Linked DNA regions of Mus musculus: all the other regions are linked to region 3. Evidence: chromatin loops called from intact Hi-C (ENCODE). Cell type or tissue: left cerebral cortex. All regions are shown on one strand. Region 1 holds the start of Zim2 (zinc finger, imprinted 2). Region 2 has its middle 16 kb from the start of Olfr1350. Region 3 overlaps Clcn4 (chloride channel, voltage-sensitive 4).

Evidence for each region. A loop is a pair of places that touch in the nucleus more often than their neighbours do. Peaks named below come from ENCODE experiments on the same cell type or tissue, not always from the same donor. Only the 100,000 strongest peaks of a DNase experiment are listed, where the experiment ranks them.
Region 1: it touches region 3 in a loop (5-fold over the local background); 3 of 42 quality-filtered maps call a loop at or near these places.
Region 2: it touches region 3 in a loop (17-fold over the local background); 4 of 42 quality-filtered maps call a loop at or near these places.

What each region holds. Positions count from the first base shown.
Region 1 is chr7:6,656,317-6,664,316 of GRCm38, reverse strand. It overlaps Zim2 (zinc finger, imprinted 2), which reads left to right and starts at 1,949. Exons shown (of 5, transcript NR_131759.1): 1 at 1,949-2,004; 2 at 5,370-5,458; 3 at 6,071-6,170. In left cerebral cortex, a CTCF peak has its summit at 4,495; a DNase peak (open chromatin) is centred at 4,500.
Region 2 is chr7:6,582,451-6,590,450 of GRCm38, reverse strand. No RefSeq gene overlaps it. Among named protein-coding and RNA genes, the nearest start is that of Olfr1350, 16 kb to the right of the region's middle. In left cerebral cortex, a CTCF peak has its summit at 3,892 (motif pointing left); a DNase peak (open chromatin) is centred at 3,903.
Region 3 is chr7:7,274,827-7,282,826 of GRCm38, reverse strand. Clcn4 (chloride channel, voltage-sensitive 4) reads left to right here. Exons shown (of 12, transcript NM_001357102.1): 12 at 1-518. It also overlaps a transcript of Vmn2r29 not described here. Among named protein-coding and RNA genes, the nearest start is that of Gm45631, 16 kb to the left of the region's middle. In left cerebral cortex, a CTCF peak has its summit at 4,343 (motif pointing right); a DNase peak (open chromatin) is centred at 4,513; H3K4me3 peaks cover 941 bases; H3K27ac peaks cover 643 bases.

The DNA.
Region 1 (8,000 bases), 620 kb after region 3:
CGCTACAAGTGCACCATAGCACCCCACACCCACCATGCGTACACACTCAAAATATAAACTAGCATAGAATAAAGAAAGAAATGTAAAAAAACAGTAATAACAAAGAGAAGCAATTAATGAGAATAATGTAAACATATATGCAGCATATTTCTATTGTTATTTAATTGTTGATAGTAATAATTTCTCTATAAACATAAAGGATATCTCAAACAAAACTTTTAATATTTATACCTTAAATCATGACTACAAATATATACCAGGTAGCACATTATAAATTATATTAATTTGTCCAATGTGCATATACATGTATCACATACATGCTCATAAATATACATGCACATAAATATATGAGTGTGTATATCTGTGAGAACACATATACATATTGATATCTATATGTTACTGAGACAGGCCTGTTTTCCCCATTACACTGTATGTTGTCTTTAAAACAATGAGTTTTGAAAAAGAAAATTTACTCATGAGGCAAACAAGCAGAAAGAGCAGAAAGAACACATCTCGAATCCACACCCTCTAGCATAGCTCATAGGAAAGACAAGCCAAACTGTACAAATTGTGGCAAAGAGAAGCCAGAATGAGTTTGAAGTCAGTCTGGGCTCCATAGCAACCTATTAAAAATAATACTAATAAGGCGGAGAGATGGCTCAGCAGTTAAGAGCACGGGCTACTCTTCCAGAAAACCTACGTTTAATTCCCAGCACCCACATGGCAGCTCATAACTGTCTGTACCTCCAGGTCCATGCGATCTGACACCCTCACATACACAGAGATACACGCAGCCAAAACCACCAGTGAATATAAAATAAACAAAGATTTTGTTCAAAAAGCCTTAAAAGCAATAATAAGGGAAGAGGAGAAACCGGCAGGGAGTAGGAGGGGAAAGGGAAAGGAAGAAAAAAAAAACGAACATAGAGGAGGGTGATTAGAAGCAGATGGCCATTCATTCTTTTAAAAAACAGACTACTTAATTTATAGTATGCTTATGCAACAGCACACATATGGAGTCAGAACAATTTGAGGGAGTCAATTCTCTTCTTCCACCATGTGGGTCCAGGATCATCAAGCCAGGTTGCAAGCTCCTTTCCCAGAGAGCAATTTCCCAGTCCAGTGAACTGTTTGATCCAGGCCATGATCCACCATCATAGTGGTTCACAGGAAGCGTGTTTCAGAAAATGCCCGGTTAGCATCGTCCAAGGGTCCATCTTTGGCCCTCTCTCTGGCATCTAAAAGTCACCCATTCACACAGGCCTAAGTGAACAGTGGACAATTCGAACAACAGCGTTTTTTTTTTTTTTTTCCCCTTGAAAAGCAGCCTGGTAGATCGTATGATATAAAGGGTACACCAGACAGTAAAAGCTAGCCAGAGACAATGATATTGTTCCGTTGCCTGACCTGCAAAGTTGAAGATTTTAAAAATCAATTAAAAGCAAATTCGGCTGAAAAATTTCTCTCCATTTCCTGTAAGGGGAGGGGTATCCTGGAAGTTCATTTCAAAGCCATTCAAATGGTCACCTGGGTAATTGCGTGTGTGTGTGTGTGTGTGTGTGTGTGTGTGTGTGTGTGTGTGTGAAAATCTGGTCACCCATGATAGGAAAATAATTTCACCGTTAACTTTTAATTTTCAAAATTTTGAAATTATGTAGCAACTCTTCAGTAAGTTGAGGCATGAACTCGAAGGTCACAGAGAGTTGCTTGCATCAATACTGCCTCTGGGACGCCAACTCTATCCTTGCCAGGTTCCCCCATCGAACCCCTCCCCCCAACCACCACCACCACCACCACCACCACCACCACCACGTGACCCTTCTCACTGCGTGGGAGGCCCCACCAGCCCCCACCCACTCCCGTGAATTGTTATTCCCCACCCCCACTGAGTGGGAGTTGCCCTAGTGCGCATGCGTGAACCTCTGACTGGGCATGCGCTCTCCCAGGAATTTGGAGCAGGAAATTTCTGGAAATTCAGTCTGCCGAGAACCTTCAGAGAGCCAGGTGAGTGTTGGAGTGTCTGAGAAAATTGAGATTCCATAATGGGAACTATGGACCTGCTGGGGCAGTAGGGGACACATGGGGTTGAGGGAGGCGACAAAAATAGGTGGCATGAGGTCCTGTAATGTATTATGCCGTGGGGGCTTTGGTGAGCTTGCTGTGGAAAAATGAGTGCATAGTGCATGAAGAGTTGGATAGGCTTGTGAGAAAGAACCTATGGTTGGAGGCTGACTTTGAAGAGTCGTGGCTAAATGGCCTTTTTGTCCCATCATTGTCTTGTGCACCCAGGGCTTTCCATTTCCCTCCCCCCAGGCTGCCTCTGGTCCACATCCTCCCGAAACCCAAGATCTTGGGCTGTATCTTGGATTACTCCCCAGAACAGCGTCAACCCAGCTCTTCCTCTATCTCAGCCCTACCCTGCCTCTCACTGTCCCTCCTCATGTATACCTCCTCCTTTAAGCAGTTAAAAATGTGTATTGCTCTTACATAGGACCTGAGTTCAATTCCCAGCATCCATACCAGGCAACATACAACCTTCTGTACTTCCAGTTCCTGGGAGAATGATGCCTCTGGCTTTGTGGGGCACCTGCATACCCACATACGTGCATAACTTTTTAAAAGGCAGTGTTCTTTTAAAATCAACACTACCAAAGAATCTAGACTTGATATGTTCAGTATAAATATACTGATTTTTTTCTTATCTTTTTTATTTTAGGGCAAGAATGAACTTTTTTCTTTAGATTTATTGATTTTGTGTATATGAGTGCCCGCTCTGCATGTACACATACATGCCAGAAGAGAGCATCAGATCACACTATAGAAAGCTATGAGCCACCATGTGGTTCCTGGGGATTGAACTCAGGACCTCTGAATGAGCAGACAGTGCTCTTAAGCACTAACCCTTCAGCCCCAAAAGTGAACTTTTAATGAATGGCTAAATGTCCAGTGCAAGAGGATCTAAAATATGGGGACTGCAAGTTCATCCTTTTCCAGTATCAGTCTCAGGAATTCAGGTTACTAGGTTAGAACTAGGGGGCTTTCAACACTAAGGAAACAAAGCCCCTAGTCCTTTGAATAAAAATAATTCCAACCACAAACAAAATATATTAAGTACACACTATGTATATACCAAGAGAACAATATATATTAGATTACATATATACCCAGAGGAGGGAAAATCTGGGATCATAGCTATTTCTAGCAGGAGGGCTGGGGCATGGACAGAAAAGAGCATGTGGCTAGATTCAGGCACGCCTCACCTTTGACACAGAAAAAAAAAACAAAAAAATTAAGCTGCTCATTGAGCCCACCTTCTCTCTCCATGATGGTGATAAGTTGACCATGCTCCGCTAAATAAATGGCCACACACCTGAGAGAATATGGGCAGTACACATTGGACTTGATTGATTTACAAAACAAAACACAGGTGGGTAAAGAAAGGGGTTGGGTCTGGGAGAATTTAGAGAAGAAGGATCAATATGATCCCAGGATATTATAGAAAGTTCTGAAAGAGCTATTAAAGAGTGATGGGAAAGAGGGCACTAATACAAACCATGTATTCCTGTAGGTGGTTTGTGTTATTAATTCATTTGACTCTGTTAAGTAGCAGCTTTGCAAGAGGCACTACTGCCTTTGTTTTTTTGACACAAGATTGAATAAATAGCCTGTGCTTATGATTCCAGAATTTTTTTTAATTAATTAATCTTACTTACACAATTCACATCCTAACTGCCCCAACCCCTGCCCTTCACCTCTGAGCCTGTGAGGTTCCCCCTGCCACCCCTCCCCCCACCAGGTATCCCCACTGCTAGCACTTCAAGTCTCTGCAAGGCTAGGCCCTTCCTCTCCCACTGAAGCCAGACAAGGCAGCCCAGCTAGAAGAACATATCCGACATACAGGCAACAGCTTTTGGGATAGCCCCGCTCTCGTTGTTCAGGACCCATATGAAGACCAAGCTGCACATCTGCTCCATATGTGCAGGGAGGCCTAGGTCCAGCCCATCTGTGTTCTTTGGTTGGTGGTTGATGATTCACCAATCAAAGCTCCGCAAGAGTCCAGGTTAGTTGACTAATTGGTCTTCCTGTAGAGGTCCTATCCCTTTAGGGACTGCAGCTTTCCTAGATTCCATTTTTTTTTTTTTAAAGAATTTTGTTATGTGGCTGAAGCTGGCCTTGAAATCACTGCAATCCTCCTGCTTCACATTGTGAGTCCTGGGTTTACAGGTGCCACCAAACAGCATTTCAACATTTTTTACCTGGCCATCAGGCTCTAGACCTGCAGAGGCTACACTTCTGGTTTGCATTATTCTCTCTTGTCCTCTTTTCAATTTTTTTATTTGTTCTCAGAGAATTTCATACAATGAGTTTTGCTCATACTATCCCGTGTCCCCAACTCTTCCCAAATTCACCCCCTTTCCCTTAGTCACAAGTCTCTCTTTTTAAAAGCTAGACCACCTGCCACGGGTTTTATTCTATACATGGTGTTACAGTGCCTCATGTGGACACTCAGGGTATTGTCCTAGAAGTTAAAAGTTTAGCTTAGCTATACACAGAGCTGAGCTGAAGTTAGAAGGGAATGGGGAAAAATTGCATAGAGTCTGAGAAAGAAACAGGAAATTACTGAAAAGATCACCTGGAAAAGACCTCCATAAAAGATGATTGTAAGTTCAGGCTTTTGGGGTAAGGTGATCCTGTCATCTTACAAATTAGTGATTGAAAATGTAGGAAGGGGTCCTTAAAGGCTGCCTTTCAAAAACAAAAAGCAAACAAAAACAAAGACCTACGGCAGTGTATGTCAGTAACATTTAATCCTCACAAGTATGTAGCTTGGTCTTCATGTGGTTCCTGTAAACTTCTGATTTGCTATTTAGAAGTTGAAGCTACCTGAATTTTAGTGTGTGTGTGTGTGTGTGTGTGTGTGTACACATCTGAATAAATATAGTGTATCACATGTATGCAGAGGTCAGAAAATATATTGGATCCCCTAGAAGTGGAATTATAGATGATTTCAAGCTGCCATGTGGGTGCTGGGAGCAGAACCCGGGTCCTCCTGTGAGAGCATTAAGCTCACTTAAAGGGCTGAGCCATCTCTCCAGGCCCCTCCCTGGTGAACTTGATTGACAGGTAAGAAAGCACTGATGCAGAGAACTCCTGCTTTACTTAGAAACCTGTGGGAAGCCCACGGAGAGGTTTAGAATGGGAAATGACTGGAGCTCGACTTTGCTGAGAACAGAAGTGGTCTCCATGATCGTTTGCTTTGCCAAGGGAAGCCCAGGGATACTGCTGGCTTCAAAGTAGGACAGGGTGATACGCGGGCGACAGGCTGTGGCCAGAGAGGACTCAGTGTGGTGGTTATATTTCTTCTCTAGGCTCAGGACCCTGCGCTTTCAGGATACAGGGAAACCTGTGGCCAGCAGAATCAGGATGCAAAGATGTTCTGCCATCTTCTGGACAGCAAGTGAGTTAAGCTGTCTTTTGTCATGGCTCTTGGATCTTTTCTGATTCCTAGATCTTCCCTGTTAATGCGCCCCACCCCCACTTGTCTAAGGCTGTCTTCACTTTTACGAGTTGCGCTCATACTGAATGCTTCCCTTCTTGTCTCCCTGCCCTGATTTGTTCAACATCCCATTTTAATCAGAACAAGATTTGAAAAGTCTGGAATTTTTCTATTTTTATTTTTTGTTTGGGAGTGCGCTGTCTTCAGGCACACCAAAAGAGTGCATCATATTCCATTGCAGATGGTTATGAGCCACCATGTGGTTGCTGGGAATTGAACTCAGGACCTCCGGAAAAGCAGTCAGTGCTCTTGACTTCTGAGTCATCTCTCCAGCCTTCCCACCCCTCTTTTTTACCCTCTTTTATGAGAGACTGAAGACATAAAGACCTGGTCAGCTGTGGGGATTGAGGGGGTGGGGTAGGGGTGGGGGGTAGGCCACACCCACCCCTAGGGTGTGAGTCTGGCAATTCAGTGGCTGCCTGAAGTGAGAGACATTGTTTCAACTTAAGCTCTTTCCCGGTTTTGGGGGTTTTGTTTTTTTAAATCGCTTAGGGGTATTCTCTGGTGTTTTAGGAGCTGGTGACCTTTAAGCGCTGGATTGGAGGAGGAGGAGTTAGCTTACTGCAGAACAACGTGTACTTTAAGAGAATTCACCAGAACCTGGTCTCCCTAGGTAAGTGTGTATTCTCCTTACAGCCCAGTTACTGACATAGGTCAGTTTTCAGTGTCTTTGTTAGGATGGTTCACCATCTCAGTGAGCCTCAGCTTGGGCCAGAGGCAGTAGTTCATGTTATTCATTTGTTTTGTACGTTTTACTTTTATTTTATGTGTATGAGTGTTTTGCCTGCAAGTCTGTGCACGGTGTTCATTTAGCGCTCCTGGAAGCCAGAGGAGGGCATTGGATTCCCTGAAACTGGAATCACAGATAGTTGTGAGCTGTCACGCAGGTGTTGGGAATTTACCCCAGATCCTCTGCAAGAGCCACAAGCATGCTTAACTGCTGAGGTATTTTTTCCAGCAACCTCATTTAATTTTTCCATTATATCTGTTTTTTTTTTAATTATAACATAATATCATATTTACTCTGCTTCTCCAACCCTTCCCATGTACCCCCACTGCTGTCTATCAAATTCATGGTCTCTAGTTCTCTAGTCGCTGTTACATGTGTAGCTTACTGCAGAACAACGTGTACTTTAAGAGAATTCACTGTATATATTCTTAATATACATACATATTCCTTATATATATGAATATAACCTATCCAGTCTATACACTGTTATATGTATAAGGTTTCAGGGCTGACCAATTGGTATAACCAGTCAGTATGCTCTTCCCTGGGGAAGACTATTTCTCTGTGTCTTGGCATTCCTTAGTTGCCTGTGGTTCTTTGTCTAAGGTTTGGGCCCCATGAGATTTCCCCCCACCCCAGGTTAGCGTGTGTACTGATGTCACCATTGTCCAGCTCTTTAAGAAGCCATTTATTTTTAAATTTATTTTTTCTCAGAAAATTTCATACATGAGTACAGCATATTTTGATCATCTCTGCCCCCATCTGTGCCTCTAATTCCTGCCAGACCTCCCAACCATGCCCCCTCCCAGATTCAAAAGGGGAATTACTCCTTTCCTAAAACAAAACAAAACCAGTGTCTTAACTTCAGATTAATTGTTTATGAGATGACTAACATGTATTGAACACTGGAGATACATATATATATATATATATATCAGGCACAGGTCTAAAACCTTTATACATTAGACTCCTCTAATATTTATACTAGTCCCATGAGAGCTGTGCTTCTTATTGCTGTTGTAATTGCTACCTTATTATAGATGGGAATCTGAGCTATGAGAAAGTTTGATTACCTCTTTAAAGATAGGATTTGACATAATAAATAACCTTACTTCTGTTGTATCTGTTGTTATATGGCTTCTATTTTTTTTTTTGTAAGTGGTATTGATTTCTTTTGATAGTGTTGATATAAAGCTTCCATGCAAAATACATGTATGTGAGATAGAAATAGATTATCTTAGTGAGGGTTACTATTGCTGTGATAAAACCCTAGGATGAATGCAACTTGGGAGCAACAAGTTTATTTGGCTCTTCCACATCATACTCCACCATTGAAGGAACTCAGGACAAGAACTTAAGCAGGACAGAAACCTGGGGGCAGGAGCTGATGCAGAGGCCATGGAGGAGTGATGTTTACTGGTTTTCGTTTCAGGACTTGCTCAGCCTGCTTTCCTGTAGAACCCAGGGCCACTAGCCCAGGAAGGCCACTAGCTCAGGAAGGGCACTAGCCCAGGAAGGCCATTAGCCCAGGAAGGGCACTACCTGCCATGGACTGGGCCCTCCCCCATCACTCACTAGTTAGAACATGCCCTGCAAGGTTTCCTACAGCCCAATCTTATGGAGACATTGTCTTCCTTGAGATTCCTTTCTCTTAGGTGACTTTAGCTTGGGTCAAGTTGACACAAAACTAGCCCGCACAGTAGTCTAGAGAAA
Region 2 (8,000 bases), 690 kb after region 3:
AACTTCTTTTGGGGGTGAAATAGTACATAGTTCTTTATATTGGGGGCAGTGATTGGGGCAGCTCTTTGATTTGGACAACGGGTAGGTAAATTGGTTCTTTCTCACAATAGTTGGGTACATGCTGTGAGATCTGTAGTAGGGTGATTTTTAGGACGTTGATCTGTGGGACAATGGACCTTGCCAGGAAGCTTGGTTAGGTAGAGCGGGTCTGAATCCCTGGAAACCCGGGTACACACTTAAGATGGCAGGAGGCTTCCTGCTCCCTGCCAGATTCCCAGCCTGGAACATGTGCCACACTTCCCACATAAGGAAATGTGTCCTATGGTCATGTAGGCCCAGAACAGAGTTCTCCATGCTAACGAGGTACCTAGAGACCCTGAGGGCTTAGCCAATAAGCTCCCCTTCCCAAAAATTCCTCCATGCAAAAGGTATTTAATCCTCTGGTCCACTCTGAAAAGTTGGTACACATCCATTTTCCACAGTGAACAACCAGTAAACAGTTTGGAACCAAGGACCGTCTCTTTTATTGAGAACTGTCATGGGGAACATGGAGAAGGCCTTTACCTACAGAGCCGCAGCTTAACTCTCCCACAGAAGGCCTCTCTGCGGTTCCAGACACCTGCCCCTACCTTAGCAAATGAGCTAAGCCAGAGCTCCAGTTTCCTTGGTCTCAGGCTTGTCGCCATCCTCAGCCTGCGGGCCACCAATGGTCCCAGCCTTATCGTGGCCTGTGGACCCCTGATCCTTCATTCCAGGGTCCTCTGTGTGCCACACTAGCAGTGACTAATGTCTGGGGGATCTGGGAACCCCAACTTCTGCTTCCCCATCTTAGTGTTCTATCACTCCCTGAGCAGTGTTTGAGTGCTTACCAAGCCCAGCACCTGGCAGCAGTGCAGGTAGATACAGACAGGAACACCCTTGTTTCTCCTTCCCAGCAGCAAAGTCCAGCGGCCAGTGGGAACAGACTCACATTGATCTTTAGGCTATATGTTGCCTATTGCAGCTAAAACATGCAGAAAATTGGTTTTTTTTCCTAGGGTGTTTGGCTTTGGGTGAGGAAAGCTATTTCTGTCCATGGGTCAGAACTATAAATATTACCAGCACTCATACATCGTGATATCTGAAGTCTCCCAAAACAGAGACTTGGTGTTTGGTGAGTTTTATTCCATGAGATTTTAAAGGGGCACTCATCTCCCTAACCTGGTGGTCGTGGTGGCCACAGTAAGGTTCCCACTGGACAAGGCAACTTAACACACACACACACACACACACACACACACCCCAACTCTTTCAGTGTCGCATCCACCCCGACCAGCAGGAAAGACACAACACCACGTTGTCCTTCTTCAAGCAGGTTTATTCAGGAACACTTAGCATTGCAATGCAGAAACGGGAATCCCTCGAGCAACCCCGGGGCGCACCTTAAATACCCTACTGACTCCTCCCAATCACCCCAGTCACATAATGGCACTCCATAGGTTCACAGCAAGTGATGACACCTCAGGCGAGCTGCGTAGTGCAGGCGGCTGGGCTGTGGCTAAGTCTGAGGTAATGAGGAAGTCAGGCACAGGTCAGAAGACCTGGCAGCTGTCCCGGGTGCCATCTTGGGGCGGTGGCTGCACCCGCTCCTCACATTTCAGGCCTTGAATTTTAAAATTGCTTTTCAGAAATACCTCTTCTTGGTGTACAGGAAACGAATGCTCCTGTTGTTTTGGGTCTTAAGCAAAGCCCAGCAGAAAAGTTTGTTTTCTGACATTAAGGAATTGTGTACTACATCTTTGGATGACCCAAACTCACGAGCAATACGACTGTTTCTTCCACATCTTCTATATTTCACAGGAAACTTTCTTCTAGAATTATTCCTGTTATAGAAGAATTTATCTTTAGGAACTATTTGGTTACAGTTCTTTAGGGAATAACTTGATCTTTCACAGACACAGCAATGGACATTGTGAACATTTATTTCTGTGTCTGCAGTTGTTTTAATCCATCATAAAGAGGTACAAATCTTGTTCTTAATGGTCTAATTAATTTTTTGCATTTACTGTTAGCATTTTCAAAAGCTAAAGATTCAATTAAAAATTCTCTAATAGTTGGAGCTGTGGTCAGTCTTTGTAAAAGGTTCGTTTGAACCCTGGGTTATCTTTGTAAATGATTCAGTTCCTCTCTGTTGTTCAGCCTTGTCCTATGTATTTGAGGCCATAGCTCATTATTGCTTGCTTGCTTGTCTGTCTGTCCGTCCTCCCTCCCTCCCTCCCCCTCCCTCCCCCCCTCTCTCTCCTGTGCCCAATGATCCCATTCAAGCTTGTTTTTTTTCCTTTTTTAAAATTTATTTTTTTATACTCCATATTTTATTCCCACCCCCACCCCCGTCCACCCTACTGTTCCACATCCCACACCTCCTCTCCACCCCTTCTCCATGTGGATGTCCCCATCCCCACCCCTCCTGACCTCTAAACTCCCTGGGGCTTCCAGTCTCTTGAGGGTTAGGTGCATCATCTCTGAATGAACCCAGACTCGGAAGTCCTCTACTGTATGTGTGTGGTGAACTCTTATCAGCTGCTGTAAGCTGCCTGTTTCGTGGTCCAGTGTATGAGAGATCTCGGGGGTCCAGATTAATTGAGACTGCTGGTCCTTCTATAGGATCACCCTTCTCCTCAGCTTCTTTCAGCCTTCTGTAATTCAACAACAGGGGTCAGCTGCTTCTGTCCATTGGTTGGGTGTAAATATCTGCATCTGACTCTTTCAGCTGCTTGTTGGGTCTTAAACCTTTTAAAATCCTGAGCCTCTATAGGTTGCCATTCAAATGTGTGGTAACCATATGGATTTCCTTCATTTCCTTCCAAGTTCCTTCTCAAGGCTGGGAAATCATTTTAGGGTTTTGTTCTGGCCTTACTTTCTCACTCTGTCTTATAACTACTTCAAGTTTACTCATATTTTTTTTGTAAATTTTCTTCCAAGACTTGTCTCCAGTTTTTATTATTTTTATTTTCTTGTATCTTTATTATCTTAATCTCCCCCTAAATTTTGCTTATACATGTCTCTAAAATTCCCTGTAATGTTTGTTTCCCTATCTTTACTATTTTAGTATCCTCCTCAGTTTTGTTTACAAATGTCTCTAATTTTCCTTTAATGTTCTAACATTGCCTTCACTCTCTCTTATAAAAATTTTTAATCCTTTTTCTAAGACTTTGGTTTTTGATAAGATGTAGCAAACTGAAACATTAGTAGGATAAGAGTGAAACTTAACAATGTAATAATTATATTTAGCAAGGTGTTGATTTCCTGTAAAAATGTATTTATTAAATCTGTTTTTCCTTTCTCAGCCCCTGCTCCTGGCATGACAACTCTGAGACTGTTTATAATTAAAAATACCTAGGCCATAGGCTTTGGCTCATTTCCTGACTAGCTCGTAAGTTATTTAACCTACTCAAACTATTCTGTGTCTGTCACTTGATTAGTTATCTCTCCTTCAGTCCTGGCCTGCATCCTTGCGTTTTCCTCGGTGGCTCCCTGAGTTCAGCTACCTGCTATGTCCGTCTCCCTATCCGTTTCCTGGAATCTCCTCCCACGTGGCTCCCTGCATCCTCTTTTATTCTCTCCCTATTTCCTAGAATCCTCTCTCTTTCTGACAGTGTCCCACCTCACATTTCCTGCCTCAGCTCATTGGCCATCAGCTTTTTTATTGACAGGTGATATTCATAACAGATTCTCTTTACGATTTTCTCTAGACTTTTCCATCCATTCTGAGCCGTTTTAAATGAGCACTACATAAGCACCCAAAAAGTCTTTATTATGTTTGTCATCTTTATGCTCATCTCCATTGCTCTCTGAAATTATCTACTTCAACCCCCTATTACCTGATCCCAAGTTTCCTGTGTCTTTGTCTCCCTCTTGTGTTCGATTTAGGATACTGTAGTGGTATCTGATTCTCTTAGAGGTTGATTGCAGAAAAAACTCAGCTTCTGAGCCTCTGCTGTTTTCCATTTCCTATGTGTGACCTGTTATGGCTTTTCCTCAATTGGAAAATTGGCCCAAACCCTATCCCATGCCCGTGTGTGGCTGACTCAAGGCATGGATGCTGACTGCAGCCCACTGCATGTGCACTTGATTTCAGGATTCAGTTGACACCGTGCAGGTGGCTGGGAGAATGGGGTTTGGCTGTCCACTTAGATGTGGGGACACAGATAAGTGAGCATGAGGGGGCGAGAGCACAGGAATTCAAGCATGGGCAGAGATGCCCCCTGTGCCTGTGAGAAATGCGTTGCGAAGTCAGCTCCTCCCCTGTTTCAGCTGCTCATCCTCAGCTGCAGAGGCTGCATTTCTGGCAATAATGGCCCCCAAACCAATTAGTCTCAGTCCTGTGCCCAAGCAGCCCCCAACTTTCTTGGGTTACAGCTTGGGCCTCTACTCAGCTCAATTTACTTAGGGTGTGCAGCTACACCCCCTTTTTAAAAATCATTTTATTCATTTACCTTTCAGATGATATCCCCCTTCCCAGTTACCCCTCCACAAACCCCCATCCTATCCCTCCTCTCCTCCCTCCCCTTGCCTCTATGAGGGTGCTCCTCTAGCCATTCACCTGCCTCACTGCTTTAGCTGTCCCCTGTGCTGGGGCACCGAACCTCCACAGGACCAAGGACCACCCCTCCCACTGATGTCAAATAAGACCCTCCTCTGTTATATATGTATCTGGAGCTATGGATTTCTCCATGTGTACTCTTTGGTTGGTGGTTTAGTTCTGGGTGGCCCAGTTAGTTAATATTTTTCTTCCTATGGGGTTGCAGTTCCCTTCAGCTTCTTCATTCCTTCCCCTAGTACTTCCATTGTGGTCTCCAGGCTCAGTCCAATGGTTGTCTGAGTATCTGCATCTGTATTGGTCAGGTGCTGGAAGAACCTCACAGAGAACAGCCATACCAAGCTGCTGAAAGCAAGCTCTTTGTGGCATCAGCAATAGTTTAGGGGGTTGGTGTCTGAAGATGGGATAGATAGATCCCTAGGTGGGGTGGTCTCTCCTTCAGTCTGTGCTCCACTTTTTTTTTTGTCCCTGTCTTTCCATTGTATTGTCAGCTCTTTGCCGGCAGGTAGCTTCGAGGAGAGAAGCCCAGACCTGTCAGGTCTCTCCAGGGCTGAGCAGGATGGTGAGAGTTGGACACCGGAGAAGAACCACATGTGGCAGCAATTTGTTTATATAAACAGGGCAAAGAGGTGGGGATAGAAATATGGGGTGAGATGACGAGGTGTGTGGGGTGATCTCACAGGGCTTATCAGGAATTTATACATCCGTGGTAGCTAGTCAGAAGCAGTCTCATTCAGGTCTATAGGTCATTCTGGAGTAGAAGCGAATGACAGGTCTCGAAAATCAAGCCAGGCTCAGGTTTGTCCTCAAGGCCAAATAGGGCCCATCATTGAATAGGAACATTTCTGGGTTAAAACTTTTGAGATGGAGGGTGCCCCCATCCCTCAACTGGGGCTGTGCCTATCTACTGCAGGTGGTCTATGTAGGTTGTATCTCCCCTTTGTTGGGTATTTTGGCTAAAGTCATCACTGTTGGGTCCTGGGAGCCTCTCACTTCCTGGAGTCTGGGACTTTTCTAGTGGCTACCCCCAGTTCACATCCCCCACTGCTACATGTTTCTATTCAATTTCCTAACCCTCTCTACTTCTCTCCTGTCCCTTCCAATACCTGCCCCTGATTTTTTCACTCCCCCTCCTCCCTGCCTCCCACATCCCTCCCTCCTTCTACCTCCTGTGATTGTTTTCTTCCAGGTTCTATGTAGGATTTTAGCAACTACACTTTAGTCTTCCTTCTTACGCTCCATATGGTTTATATGTTGTATTGTGGGTGGTCTGATATTTTTAACTAAAATCCACTTATTAGTGAGTACATACCATGTGTGCGCTCTTGTGTCTGGGTTTCCTCAATCAGGATAATTTATAGTTTCATCCATTTGCCTGCAAATTTCACGAAGTCATTGTTTTTAATAGCTGAGTAGTACTCCATTGTGTAAATGTATCCATTCCTCTGTTGAGGGGCATCTGGGTTCTTTCCAGCTTCTGGCTATAATAATAAGGCTGCTATAAACGTACTGGAGCATGTGTGCTTGTTATATGTTGGAGCGTCTTTTGAGTATATGCCCAGTAGTAGTACAGATGGGTCTTCAGATGGAACAATTTTCTCAGGAACTGTCAGATTGGTTTCCTGAGTGGTTCCTTATTACAAGTTGGATCATCTTCTGGGTTTATGCCAAGGAGTGGTATTGCTGGATCTTCTGATAGTGCTATATCCAATTTTCTGAGGAACCGCCAAACTGATTTCCAGAGTGGTTGTACCAGCTTGCAATCCTACCAGCAGTGGAGGAGTGTTCCTCTTTCTCCACATCCTTGACAGCATCTGCTGTTACCTGAGGATAACTCCTATTTCTTATCATTTGTTATAGCTGAATAAATAGTGAAGTCAATTCAGAATCATCTTGAATAAGTTCAGCAGTCTCTATGTATAAAACAACCCTTCCTGCATATTGAGAGTCAGTTACTATATTAAGAGACTCTTGAAAAATCTGACTACACCATGAGTATTTCATATAATGCAGATTATTGAACTGATTTATAAGGATTATCAGCCACCATACGTACATCTTCCGATTTATATCATGCCCTACCTGATGTATTGGCTTTAGTATAAAATGTAGGGGCTTCAGATATTGGAGTTCCCTTTATTATATGAGAGAGAATCCAATTAGTTCTTTTTATGAACTGGAGTCCCTTGCTTTTAGAGTATCTGTTGTTAGTCTCTCCCAAGAAATCACTGCATGCTCTTTGTCAGTGTTCATCACAGGCCCGTAAGAGGCCATCTCTGCATTAGTAAAAGGCACCACAATTTCAGCTGGATCCATCCTGACTACTAATTATCAAAGTCTCATTTTTCCTTTTAGTATCAATTCAGAGACCTTCTCAATGTAGGTTTTTAGTTTCTTACTCTGTTTATGTGCTAAAAAATACCCATTCTAAGACACAATCTTTCCTCTGCATGAGAATTCCTGAAGGGGAATGAGTAGAAGGTAAGATGACTAAGATATAGGCCATCTTTGGATCAATACAATCTAGATGTGTATCCTGCAATTTCCTTTCTACCAAATCTAACTCCTTCTCAGCCTTGGCTGATAATTTCCTGGGGATATTTAAATCTTTGTCATGTTGTAAGGTTTGAAATAAATTGCTTAGCTTTTGAGTGGCCAAGCCAATCACACGTCACAGCCAGTTAATATCTTCCAGTATCTTCTGAAAATCATTAAGGATCCTTAATTGGTTTCTTCTGATGTCCACTTTTTGTGGCCTAACCTTTTGCAGACCTATTCTATCCCCTAGATAATTAACAGATTCCCCTCTTTGTATTGTTTCAGGAGTGATTTGCAATCCCCAGCAAGGCAGAAAATTTTCTACTTTATCAAACATTCTTTCCAGGATATTTATATTTGGATCTGCCAATAGTATGTCATCCATAAAATGATAAATAATGGGTTAGGGAAATTGTTTGCAAATCATCTCCACTGGGTGTTGTACAAAATATTGACACAAGGTAGGACGATTTAACATTGTTTGTGGCAGGACTTTCCAATGATATCTTTTTACTGGGGACCTCTATTGAAGGTAGGTACTGAGAAAGCAAACCTTTCCTTATCGTGTTCATGTAGAGGAATTGTGAAAAAGCAGTCTTTTAGATCAATCACTATGATAGGCCATTCCTTAGGCAACAGGGAAGGAATTGAGATTCCAGGCTGCAAGGAACCCATTGGCTGAATAATCTTATTAATTGATCTGAGATCTGTCAGCATACTTTATTTGCCAGATTTTTTTTCTAATGACAAATACTGGAGAATTCCTAGAGCTGGTGGACTCCTCTATATGCTGAGCCTACAGCTGCTCCTGGACTATCTGTTCTAATGCTTGTAGTTTTTCTTTTGTCTTAGACCACTGACCAATCCAAATGGGTTGGTCAGT
Region 3 (8,000 bases):
ACTTTTCACTGAGTCATCCTCCTCCTTTTCAATCTTACTGTCATTGGGTATCGTTGAATCACGTATGTGCACTTGACTGTATGTAATAGATCCTGACAGTGCACCTAAGAAACCTGGGACATGGCCAGTCCAGGACTGTCTCTACACTATTGCCAGGGTTCCAAATTCTTCTGGTATTTCATTTTCCCTCTTCTTATTCTCTGTCCTCTGGCTTACTGCCTCATAGTTGTAAAATTGTTGCCCAGATGCCAGGTGCGATGTCTACTTTCTGTGAGGGAAGGAGGGGGAGAGGCGAGTACGAAGATGAATGTGTATATCTTTCCCAGAGATGCGCAGCATACAACCATTGGCTGGAAATCTGTTATATGCCCCATTCGCCTAGATGTCTGTAAATACAGGAAGGAAAATTGTTTTAGCTATACATTATAACACATTACTTTCTGGATGGAATTTCGATTCTGTGGATAGGGAAGTGGGATTGGTATCTGTCATATTAAATTCCAACATCATGTCCCTGCCATTGTCTTTGGTGTCTTTTTTACTCTCTCATGCTTGATAACCCTTCCAAACACCCCTCCAAGCATTCTTATAACTGCTTGGTGTCTTATCCATTGTGTCACATTTGAGAGAAACCTCATTTGTAAGCTGAGTCCACTTCTCACGCCTAGTCAGAATCTTAATTTTAAATACAACCCTAACTACAGGAGGGGTCTGTGAATCTTCTCATTGTTACAAGAATTATATATTCCGGAAAGCAAACATTTTAAGTCAGACCATGCTGACAACTGTGGAAAATTATAGTTTCAAGTATTTGTTTCTGTAACTAATTTACTCCCTCTGAAATAGCACTAAATAGACACATCAGTGTGAAAATATCCAGGTAATAGAGGAGATTTTAAGCCTTGGTTCATTGTCTCATTCGCAGCATGGAACTATTAAGTAGTAGATCCTAATTTTAGGGTTGTTAGTAGGTTTTGGATGGAACATTTGTAAGTGAAGCTGGGTTCTCCTGAACTGTAAATTCTAAGTGTGAAAGATTACTTCATGTGGTCCCCTTCTTTGGTCCAGGTGGCTCCCCTCAGAGTTGCTCTGTAATGGAAGGAGAGTATTAGTCACAGCCTGGCCTTCTATAATCCACAAGACCTCAAATCCCGTGTGTGTGTGTGTGTGTGTGTGTGTGTGTGTGTGTGTGTGAAATAGCTTAAAAAACAATGCATGGCAGGAGAAGCATAGCCAAAGGACAGCAAAACCACATACTTCCCTTTTAATCTAGCAGAGTCCATGGAGGAAGAAAAGGGGATAAGTTTACTCTGGGCCAAAGTTACCAAGGGGGAAGTGAAAGCACTGTGTCTTTCTCCTACAGTGTACCTTGGAGGTGCTCAGAACTCAATGAAATTATTCAAAGTGTGACTGGACTGAAATGTGTCAGGCTTCTTTTCATTTGCAAGATGATCCTCTAATGTGGGGTTGAGGATCAAAGCTGTGCTTAGACTGGCAGGTTAAGAGCAAGAATGGGGAGTGTGCTGTGGAGACTGCCTTTTTCCCAGGGAGCTCCTCTCTCAAGGACTTATTTGCCATTGAATAAGCTCCCAAGGGAAACGCACTGCCCTGCTCTTTGACACTTTGATGAAAGCCCCTAGTTTTGAACTCTGAGGACATTCTCTGTATCCCATTCACTTGGTGGTCTGATACGAACTGGGAGATGAGGGTGAAATACACATCTTTACCCAGTAATGTTCCTCCCTCTTTCCAGGACCAAAGTCTTCGGATGGCTTCCTGACAGAAGCTAGCATTTCATTTCAAGAACACTGACAATATTTGTTTCCTTCAGGTTGTTTGAACATTGGACCAATATATGGAGAAAACACTAAGTTCACTTAATTCAGGTCTACACATTGTACAAGCTTTAGAATTTCACGTGATGTGGAAAGTGAAGCATTCAGAGAAAATTGCTTTATCATTGCTGCCCAACACAGACAGTTGGAATCCTGGTAAAGACTGAATTGGTTCCCATTAAATTCCTATGGTGAAGCCCCAACCCTAAAGTTATGGCGGTTGAGGGTAGGACATGCACCTTTATGGCATGAGCCATAAAGTTAAATGGAGTTATTTGGGTAGATCCTTATCTCAGCAGGACTAATGTCCTTAAAAAATTGGAAGAACCCAAAAAGTATCTATACAGAGAGGAGGCCATCTAAAGACACAGCAGGATCATAGTAGTGCCCATCTGTCTTTCATCCTAGGAGATAAACCTTACAGAAACTTGCCTTGCTGATTCCTTGCTCTTACACTTTAATTCAACCACCACATCTGTGGCATTTTGTTATAGCAGTACAGGCTGATTGATGCCGAGACAGAAACTCAGCTTGGCAGATTGGGCTGAGCACCATTTTTGTTCCATGAAACAGCTTCAGTTCAATTTTACTGAATTGTAAGTCATTGTAAACATAGATTTTGCTAAGTGTGCTGGTATATGTTTGGTAATCCTAACCCACAGGAACCTGAAACAGGAGGATTGCTCGCATGCACACACACACACACACACACACACACAGCCAAAATCAAGGAGTCCCAAGCAGCTTGAGTTATAGTCACAGTTGTTCCTGGCTTTATCCATATTCAAGCATCCACTCTCCAGTTGTTATTTAACATGCTTTCATAGGGCGTTCTGTCTGCTTTCCTCCCTCTTGTAGATGTTCCTGTGACACAAAGGGGAGGGAACAATATTTACTCACCCTCTTAATGTGACAGATGAGGAAACTAACTCCAGAAAGTTACCATATTTCCTAGACTGCTTAAAGCCCAGTGTGGTCAGAAATAGCCTAATATGTTCACTATATGGAGCCAACATGGCTACCCTTGAACACATGCAGCTTTCTTCATATTAACTACTGGGTAGTACAGCATGACCTGACTTCATTATGCTGCAGTTAAATGGCAACATGCTTTCTTCCTTTGTGTGCATTGTCACTTTACACAGGCTCCATAATTCTGAGGAGAGGCTGCTGTGGCTTCCTTTCCGAGCACTCTCTCCTGCCTCCTTTTTCAGTGTGATGGAGATGGAGTGAACAAATATTTTTCTGCTTACCTGGTGATGGATTTTTTTCAAAGAAAATTTCACATCCTGTCTGTAGAAAAATTCACTTTGCTAAGAGAACACGAAATGCTAGACTGTTATTAAATGTCTAATAAAAGAGTGAAAGGTTAAGTTGCTGTGAATGTTCATAGGGTACAGTATCAAAGGAGCCCTATTTACATCCTAGTCTCTGTAAACAATGCTCCCTTGGTTTGTAGAGTTCGGATAACCCTATAAGAACAACTCTGGGAACTGTGTCCCTGATGCAGTAGGTAAAGTGCTTGCTGTGCAATTGTGAGTTGGTATCTCCAACACTGTCATAAAAGCTGTGTGTGGTATTGCATATCTGCAACACCTGCACTAGGAGGTACATGGATCAGAAAATAAGAGTGTTGCTTGAAGCTCATTGGCTCTAGTCCAGTCTAGCTGAATCAATGAGTTCTAGGCTCAATGAAAGGGTGTGTAAAAATAAAAAAGGTAGTTAACAATGCACGCAGACTCATAAGTTGACCTCTGACCTTGACATATAAGTGCACAAACAAGTACATATACCACACATATACATTTACACACACACACACAGAGAGAGAGAGAGAGGGAGAGAGAGAGAGAGAGAGAGAGAGAGAGAGGACATACAGACACAGACCCTAAGATACTGACGCTCTGACACTCTGTATAAGTTGAAAATGATAGAAATTTGGAAGAGGGGATGGTATGTATATTTGGTCAGAAGTTTATGTTTTATTTTACATATCCAGTAACATAAAATTAAGAGTAGAGTGTTTTTGGTTTGTTGATGCAGTCTTACTTTGTATCTCAGACTTGCCTGGTGCTCCTTATGTAAGTCGGGCTAACCCAAACATATGATGCTCCTCTTGCATTTGCTTACTTTGTGCTAGTATTAATGGGAATATACTATAATGTCTTACTTCATTTCTTATACTAAGAAAATACCTTATATTTGGACTTTCTACAGTGTGGTCAAGTTGTGACAGTAGCTTTAACCACCCTTTATAAATTGATTACAATCTTAAAATTGAAACCACTTTAATGTATATATAGGTTGACATATTCTGGGTTCACACATATGCAAAGAGTGGTGAGCCATCAATGATAATAAAAGAAAAATGAATGTGCACGTAGATTCTTTTAAAAAGTATCAAAAACCAAAAACAAGTGTCATTTGAAAAAAGGAAAATCGAACGGTCACGATGACCGCATTCTTCTCTGTCACCACCAGGTGGCGACAGAGAGCACGCCGGAAAAAACTTCCTCCAAGGGGTCGGATGTGCCTGCTTCATCCCGGCCAGGGTGAGGGGAAGCCGGCCAGGCTGGTGGATCCGACCCCGCGAGGCGGTCGCGTTTTCCATCGGTCAATCCCCGGGAGGTTGTACTTTGTGAGATACAGGAAGTGCCTCCATTTTGGACAGGAAGTCGGGCCCAGGCGCTCATGGGAGCTGTAGTGCGTCTAGGGCCCAGCGCCGATCTCCGGGGCCACCCGGTGGCGAAAAACGCGCAAGTGCACCCCCGGTTCTCTGCCTCGTGGGGACGGATCTGGGACCCGAAGGCCAGCCGTGGTTCCAGACGAGCGGTGTGGCCGTGGCGGCGGCGTCCCCGGGCAGACGGGGGTTCAGGTCCGCGTCCGCTGCTCCAGGTTGTACCTGTAGGAGTGCAGGGACAGAGCCTCTCTCTGTCTCTCTGTCTCTGTGTCTAAGTCTCTCTCTCTGTCCCTCTGTCTGACTCTAAGTCTCTCTCTCCTCCTCCTCCTCCTCCCTTCCACCCGGGGCTGCCTGGCGTCGGCGTCCGCCATCGAGGGACCCATCCCGGCTTCCACGAGTCCCGCAGCCCCCGGTTCTCCCTTCTCCTTCCTTCTCCTTCCTTCTCCTTCCTTCTCCCTCCTTCTCCCTCGTTCCTTCTCCCCGGGGACCAAGCCCGAGTCCGCTTCCGACCGCGAGGCCCCGTCCCGGCTTCCCTGTGTGCCTCGTCGCCCCTGGGTCTGTCTGTCTGTCTCTCTCCAAGCTTCCCTGTTTGCTTCCATCCCGGCCTGCCTGGCCTCTGCCATGGCCCGCGCAGCTCGGGTCTCTGCGTCAGTCTGTCCCCCTATCCTGGTTCTCCCCCTGCCTCCCTCCCTTCTCCTTCCTTCTTCTACCTTATATCTTGGGAATCCTAGGTTTTGGGCTAATATCCACTTATCAGTGAGTACATATTGTGTGAGTTCTTTTGTGATTGGGTTACCTCACTCAGGATGATGCCCTCCAGGTCCATCCATTTGCCTAGGAATTTCATAAATTCATTCTTTTTAATAGCTGAGTAGTACTCCATTGTGTAAATGTACCACATTTTCTGTATCCATTCCTCTGTTGAGGGGCATCTGGGTTCTTTCCAGTTTCTGGCTATTATAAATAAGGCTGCTATGAACATAGTGGAGCATGTGTCCTTCTTACCAGTTGGAACATCTTCTGGATATATGCCCAGGAGAGGTATTGCTGGATCCTCCGGTAGTACTATGTCCAATTTCCTGAGGAACCGCCAGACTGATTTCCAGAGTGGTTGTACAAGCCTGCACTCCCACCAACAATGGAGGAGTGTTCCTCTTTCTGCACATCCTCGCCAGCATCTGCTGTCACCTGAATTTTTGATCTTAGCCATTCTGACTGGTGTGAGGTGGAATCTCAGGGTTGTTTTGATTTGCATTTCCCTGATGATTAAGGATGTTGAACATTTTTTCAGGTGCTTCTCTGCCATTCGGTATTCCTCAGGTGAGAATTCTTTGTTCAGTTCTGAGCCCCATTTTTTAATGGGGTTGTTCGATTTTCTGAAGTCCACCTTCTTGAGTTCTTTATATATGTTGGATATTAGTCCCCTATCTGATTTAGGATAGGTAAAGATCCTTTCCCAATCTGTTTGTGGTCTCTTTGTCTTATTGACTGTGTCTTTTGCCTTGCAGAAACTTTGCAGTTTCATGAGGTCCCATTTGTCAATTCTCAATCTTACAGTACAAGCCATTGCTGTTCTGTTCAGGAATTTTTCCCCTGTGCCCATATCTTCAAGGCTTTTTCCCACTTTCTCCTCTATAAGTTTCAGTGTCTCTGGTTTTATGTGGAGTTCCTTGATCCACTTAGATTTGACCTTAGTACAAGGAGATAAGTATGGATCGATTCGCATTCTTCTACACGATAACAACCAGTTGTGCCAGCACCAATTGTTGAAAATGCTGTCTTTCTTCCACTGGATGGTTTTAACTCCCTTGTCGAAGATCAAGTGACCATAGGTGTGTGGGTTCATTTCTGGGTCTTCAATTCTATTCCATTGGTCTACTTGTCTGTCTCTATACCAGTACCATGCAGTTTTTATCACAATTGCTCTGTAGTAAAGCTTTAGGTCAGGCATGGTGATTCCACCAGAAGTTCTTTTATCCTTGAGAAGAGTTTTTGCTATCCTAGGTTTTTTGTTATTCCAGATGAATTTGCAAATTGCTCCTTCTAATTCGTTGAAGAATTGAGTTGGAATTTTGATGGGGATTGCATTGAATCTGTAGATTGCTTTTGGCAAAATAGCCATTTTTACAATGTTGATCCTGCCAATCCATGAGAATGGGAGATCTTTCCATCTTCTGAGATCTTCTTTAATTTCTTTCTTCAGAGATTTGAAGTTTTTATCATACAGATCTTTCACTTCCTTAGTTAGAGTCACGCCAAAGTATTTTATATCATTTGTGACTATTGAGAAGGGTGTTGTTTCCCTAATTTCTTTCTCAGCCTGTTTATTCTTTGTATAGAGAAAGGCCATTGACTTGTTTGAGTTTATTTTATATCCAGCTACTTCACCGAAGCTGTTTATCAGGTTTAGGAGTTCTCTGGTAGAATTTTTAGGGTCACTTATATATACTATCATATCATCTGCAAAAAGTGATATTTTGACTTCCTCTTTTCCAATTTGTATCCCCTTGATCTCCTTTTGTTGTCGAATTGCTCTGGCTAATACTTCAAGTACTATGTTGAAAAGGTAGGGAGAAAGTGGGCAGCCTTGTCTAGTCCCTGATTTTAGTGGGATTGCTTCCAGCTTCTCACCATTTACTTTGATGTTGGCTACTGGTTTGCTGTAGATTGCTTTTATCATGTTTAGTTATGGGCCTTGAATTCCTGATCTTTCCAACACTTTTATCATGAATGGGTGTTGGATCTTGTCAAATGCTTTTTCTGCATCTAACGAGATGATCATGTGGTTTTTGTCTTTGAGTTTGTTTATATAGTGGATTACATTGATGGATTTTCGTATATTAAACCATCCCTGCATCCCTGGAATAAAACCTACTTGGTCAGGATGGATGATTGCTTTAATGTGTTCTTGGATTGAGGATTTTTGCATCGATATTCATAAGAGAAATTGGTCTGAAGTTCTCTATCTTTGTTGGGTCTCTCTGTGGTTTAGGTATCAGAGTAATAGTGGCTTCATAAAATGAGTTGGGTAGAGTACCTTCTACTTCTATCTTGTGAAATAGTTTGTACAGAACTGGAATTAGATCTTCTTTGAAGGTCTGATAGAACTCTGCACTAAACCCGTCTGGTCCTGGGCTTTTTTTGGCTGGGAGACTGTTAATAACTGCTTCTATTTCTTTAGGTTGTATGGGACTGTTTAGATGGTCAACTTGATCCTGATTCAACTTTGGTACCTGGTATCTGTCCAGAAATTTGTCCATTTCGTCCAGGTTTTCCAGTTTTGTTGAGTATAACCTTTTGTAGAAGGATCTGATGGTGTTTTGGATTTCTTCAGGATCTGTTGTTATGTCCCCCTTTTCATTTCTGATTTTGTTAATTAGGATTTTGTCCCTGTGCCCTTTAGTGAGTCTAGCTAAGGGTTTATCTATCTTCTTGATTTTCTCAAAGAACCAACTCCTCGTTTGGTTAATTCTTTGAATAGTTCT